Regions from separate parts of the Homo sapiens genome. Here region 1 is linked to region 2. Evidence: chromatin contacts called from ENCODE Hi-C or POLR2A ChIA-PET data. All regions are on one chromosome and are shown on one strand. The core of a region is the stretch at or near the end of the contact, and the rest is flanking DNA. Distances in the headings are between cores, read along the strand shown.

The links. A loop is a pair of places that touch in the nucleus more often than their neighbours do. ChIA-PET counts read pairs that join two places held with the same protein, here RNA polymerase II (POLR2A).
Region 1: a loop to region 2 is called in a map with no recorded cell type, with 2.2 times the contacts of the local background. The contact joins two enhancer-like sites. A Hi-C loop is called at or near these places in 3 of 168 maps with a recorded cell type or tissue (Calu3, MCF 10A and PC-9) and 2 of 37 single-sample maps with no recorded cell type. POLR2A ChIA-PET finds 5 or more read pairs at or near these places in 1 of 52 experiments (MCF 10A).

The regions. Positions count from the first base shown.
Region 1 is chr4:180,132,856-180,135,555 of GRCh38, forward strand. All of the region lies in intron 1 of LOC124900623 (a long non-coding RNA gene), which reads left to right. Among named protein-coding and RNA genes, the nearest start is that of LINC00290, 1.0 Mb to the right of the region's middle. Within about 2 kb of position 1,341, at least 2 of the 41 ENCODE cell types and tissues checked have a DNase peak (open chromatin) inside an H3K27ac peak, as active enhancers do.
Region 2 is chr4:180,057,658-180,060,357 of GRCh38, forward strand. No RefSeq gene overlaps it. Among named protein-coding and RNA genes, the nearest start is that of LINC00290, 1.1 Mb to the right of the region's middle. RefSeq lists a silencer at 794-923 and an enhancer at 1,384-1,463. Within about 2 kb of position 1,279, at least 5 of the 41 ENCODE cell types and tissues checked have a DNase peak (open chromatin) inside an H3K27ac peak, as active enhancers do.

The DNA of each region.
Region 1 (2,700 bases), core at 91-2,590, 75 kb after region 2:
AAAAAAACACTAAAGAAGACCAAACAGCATGTAATCAATATGGGAGAGATCAGACAAAACTGGCTCCACTACTTTGACCAGAGTTAGCAGCAGATATCTGGAGTAGGAAGTATCCTTTGCTTATGATTTTCCTCAAAGTGAGCTGCAATACAGCGACTCCATTTACTTAACAGTAGTAATCAGATGTTTGAAAGAGACAATAGTCCAGGTTTAAGCGTAGCAAATATGTCTCTTTTGTAAATGAAATATTTAAAACAGAAAACAAAGCACAGGTCAGTAGACTAGAATTTACATCTCAGTTTGAACACTAAAATCTGGTATAGCACTGAGCAATCACTGATACCTGCACCCAGCATTCTCACTGTTTATGGAAGATGAAACAGAAAAGTCTCAAAATAATGTTTGAAATCTAAAATGTTATGACCCTTTTAAGGCACTAACGTATCCCTGTGTTACTGTTTTTTTTTCTAGTATGGAATACAAACATCTTTAAAAATGTAATTTTCATGCAATGAGAATGTATTTTAAAGTAATCATTGTAATAATAAGTATATCACAGTTTAAAATGACTGGAAGAGACGACATTAGCTTTTGCTTTTACTATCACTGTATTTCTAGAGAAGTAAAAATTTAAAAATAACAATAAAATCTGCAATTCATTTACATAAATCTTCCTCAATAAAGAAATATGACCACAACTGTTTCTAATTCAGTAAAGATACAACATCCAAAATTTCTCTGTGTTATGCAGTACAATTAGGTTCATTCAGATAAAAAGAAAAATTTAGAGATTTTTTAAAAAAGTATTATATTTTATGAAATGTTTGTAGATATTACATCAGTCTTTTAGCTTATTTATTAATATTTGGTAATTAAGGGATTAAGCTGGATATTTCTTTTGAACAAGTTTGCATCTCTCCAAATAAGCTATGGAGTAAGAATTCATTGGCAAAATTGTCTAGTCCAGATTTTGATCAGCTCTTTCACACTATACTGGAAGATCACCTTAGAATTACAATCCTGAATGGGAATGCCTAGCTTGACATTAGCTTTATTTCAGTGAAACAGATTCTGGCACAAAAGAAAACAGCAGGTTAAAAAGACATAAGGAACACAGCTATGAGGGAAGTTTTATGCTTAAAGGTAAAGAGGAGTGGTTTGAATTTCTAAAAGATAAAAGAATAAGCCACTTAGATCTTTCAGAGTACTGAAATAGTCATTTTTTACGTAAAAGCAAAACTCGCAGCTTCAGAGAGTTCAGAGAACTTCTTCCTGGAGCTACTGATCCAGCCACACCAGGGATTGTCAGCTATTGCAGGGCACTCTGTCAGCTGTCAGGAAATAAATCTCTCTATCAGACGGAAGCAGTCTGAGTTGGAGCAAGTCCTCCACAGCATGTCACCCCGGGAGCGCTCAACATGCTTGGCGAACAAGGGCTCCCTGTTGTACTCTGATTTATGTATATCTGTAAAGTTACTCCTGATAGGGTAAAAGGAGGAGACTGATCAAGAGTCTGTCACACTCGAAATGCTTTCATACTGTTGCCACCCCACTCAACCTGTCGTCCATGGAAGCAAGGAAACAAAAGCACTGCAGACCGTTCTCAGCAGCCCTTTCCTTTCCTCGGTGACCCTTTCACAGACCGTTACCAGAACCACCACTCACTTCTTGTGCTAGTAGAGAACAGCAAGTAGTTATATTTGTGTTTTAAAGGTTGTCCTGTTAATAGATTGTCCTTTCACACATGCCATGTACCTTATTATCTGAAAATTTACTGAATGCTCACCTTGCTGACAAATTTCACACATGCCTAAGCATGCAACTGGATTTCCCCACATGATCATTTCCATGGTTCATTTCCTCATAGCTCAGGAGTGATCAGATTTTGTCTTCATTTTATTATGTTTTCAATCCAGTGAAGTCCAAATTATATCGTATTTTTGCTAGTATTAATGGGTAAAATTGTGGATATTACTGTTTGGTTGGTGTTGAAATTTTGTCTATCATGTGTAATTTACTGAATGATAAGGATTTGAAGAAAATGAAAAGCCGGGAATACTGAGTTTTATAACATGATACTTGCAAGTAAATTTAAGATACACATCAGGGCTTTGTTTTGCAAGAAGAAGTATAAAAAACACCACAGAAAGGCATTAACTTTCGACTTTAAATTGCAGAACTCAAAGGTATATATGTATACATTTTGGAGAGTTTTGTTGTTGCTGTTAATAGACAATATATTGAAGTGAGTAGCCCAGTTACAGAAGAGCATTATTTGATTAGGGCTTTAAACAAAGCAAGAGGGGTTGTAGGATTTCAGAATTACTGAAAAAGATAATGATGGCTGACAATGTTGAAGAAGACTTGTTTTATGTAAGAGAATTATGTAGACCTGGTGTAATTGTGAATAATTTTATAGCTGATTTTTTTGTTTGCACCCAGAGTTAACAATATATTTTTAAACTTACTTTGTAAACAAGTGCTTCATATTGCAGTTATGTGTATAGATAGATTAGATAGATAGATAGATGATAGATGATCGATAGATAGACAGATAGATTTTCCTTAACCTTCTCAAGAGATTATATGCCTAGAGAACAGAACTGTGCATTGTATCCCATTGTAAGTAACTAATCACTTACAATATTGCTAGAATTGGGTATCTCTTCAGTAAACATTGATTGTAAAAATAATCCTAGT
Region 2 (2,700 bases), core at 29-2,528:
AACCAACCTGCCTCCAATTCCAAGGCGTGAGATTTACATTGCAGCCTTTGTGATGCTGCTTAGTTAACTGGCTGTATTTATGCAGATCTATTGTAGACTTACTTCCTTTTAATTTTTCCCCCTTTTGTGACTGAAATCATGAATTCCTAAAAATAAATAAATAGCAAATCAAAGGAGAAAAAAAAAAGCCAAAACAGGTTTACCTAACGGGAAGCCTGGAAGGGCTGGCGTTGGAGAAGCCGCTCGGAAGCGGGGCAGGTAGCAGAGAGCCGCCCGCCGGTCTCCGGGTCTACGCCCAGGGCTCTTTCCAGCCCGGCCTTTGGGTAACTGGTGTGGGGGAGGGCGGCCGGCTTTCAGGTCGCCTCTCCCGCAGGTTTGGGAGCCCGGTAGGCCGTGACTGAAAGACCGTAGCAACAGCGGTCAATTGCCGTTTTAGAGCTCATTTTGGGGCGAATGGTAGCAGCAGAGCCACTGCCGCCCTGGCTCTTGTAGGTGGGTCTGGAGTGTCACGTAGGCACCCCAACTCGCGCCGGGGGCCGTGGTCCGCAGACTCCCACTTCATTGCCCCGGAGGCCTGAGCCCGCCCCGCCCGGCTGTGGCTGCACCTTTCCCGAGAGTCGGGGCAGCGGCGGCTCGAAAGTGGAGGCAGCCTAACCGCGTAGCGCTGAAACCACCATTCACAAATGCAAACCCCTGTCTTCTGTGGATAAACGGTGGCGGCGCGCGTCCGAGCGTCCCCGAGGGGCTGTGGGGAGCCCCCGGGGAGAGCAGGAAAGGAAGCGGGGTGGCGGTGGCTAGGAAGCGACTGAGCCTTCTCGCCCGGCCGGCGGAAGAGGGAGCCGGGTCCCGGCGCGCCGAGCCAGCCGCCCCTCGCGCAGTTCCTCGGCCGCGGCGCGGGGTTCGCCCCGCTTCTCCCCGGCAGCAGCCGGCTGGGTGCCCCCGGCACAGCACAGTGCGGCAGGCGGCAGCGTCCTCCCCTCGCCTCCCCCACATTCCCTCACCTCAGCCAAGGCGGCAGCCCCGGCGTCCCCGCCCGCCCGGCCCCGCGCCCCCGCCCGGAGCGCCCCCACCCGTTGCGCCCCCGCCGGGTCCCGCCGCGCAGCCCCGCCACGCTGCAGCTGGAGCGACCGCCGCGGCCGGCCCCGCAGACCGGGGAGGAGGAGGAGGAGGGGAAGCCGGAGAGGGAGGCGCGGGGAGGAGGGATGGAGCCGGGAGGAGGAAATAAATAAATAAAACAATCACCTCCGCGCCAATAAGAGCGAGGGAGAGAGCAAGACGCGACCAGAGAGCCACCGGGGCCCGCTCGCGCGCCTCTGAGAGGCTGTCCGCGCGCGCGCGTGTGTGCGTGAGTGTGGATTTGCCGGGACTGGAGCTGGAAAGTTCAAACTAAACGTGTTGCTCTCGCCGAGTGCCGAGGCCGCGGCGGAGGCTGCCCAACTTCCCCGGGCCAAGTGAGTGGCGTTGCCCAGCGCCTTTGGCGAGGCGGCGGCCGCTCGGCCCTGCGCCCGGCCGCGGCGGCGGCGGCTCCGCTCGCCCCGGGAGGGAGCCCGCGGCCAGGGCTGGACTCTCGCCCCGCCACCTCCACCGACTCTCTCCTCAGCCTCCGCGCCTGGCACCGCAGCAAGGTACGTGGCGCTTCCTGGCGCGGCTTCTTCCCTAGCACACCCCGCGCGGATTTTTGGCTGCCTAGATTCTTCCCCTTCCCGGAGTGGTCATCATTTGTCAAACTTTACCTCCACCTCGCACATGCGGGCGGCCGCTGCAGCCGCCCTCCCTGGCGGCATGGGCTCCGCTCGCTGATGGGAACCGAGAGGAGGGTGGGGGGGAGGATCTGCTGGCAGCGGTGGTTCTCATCTGGATTAAGATCGTATTTCGGAATAACTCGCAGGTCTTACCTTCCGGGGGTGTCCTTCATTATGATGTTCCCTGTGATGCTGGTAATGGTTTTCCTTGCTCCTTCTGCACGGAAGGACGTACAAGTTTGCAGGAGAAGGTACATGAAAAGCAGGTGAAGTTTGCAGCCACTTGACTCCAAGAGAGGAGTAACCCTTTCTTTGCAGTAGCCGCTATGGTTTTGAAGCAGCGGCGGCGGCGGCAGCGGTGACAGCGGTGACAGCAGCCTGGCCGGTGGCGGCAGCTGCACGTTGTCCCGTCTGTGACTGGAAGAAGGAGGAAAAGTGGGGCTGCCTCGTCGGAGAGCGCAACTCTGGAGCTGCCTGCAAAGACGCTGCGGGGGAAAATGCTAAGGGCTCCCTGATCCTTGGTAAATCGTGTTTGGAGAGGCATGATTTCCTTTTGTGGTATTTATGTGCTTAATAACAGACATGCTTAAAAATCTCTTTAAAACTTTTATGCATACGATTTCCATTTCTAGATTAGGTGAAGGACTCTGAAACCTCTCAGATAAATGCCAAAATCAGTAAGATCAGAGCGGTGTGCAAACCTGCAATGAATTGCCCAGTGCCTTCTTGTTTGTAACGTATCACCTACTGGGAAACGTATCTTCCGTGCCATACTATTTTAGTAATAGTTATAGGTTCATTATTATTATTTTTTTCTTACGATGAAATAGGAGGTTTTTAGTGAAACAAAAATTTAGAAGTCATAGTAAGTTTCCAAGCAACGTGCTTGAGCCTTTTGAAGCCACCTGCTGAATTAGTTCATGTTACTTTTCAGAGGTTACCACTTTGGTGCAGGAGA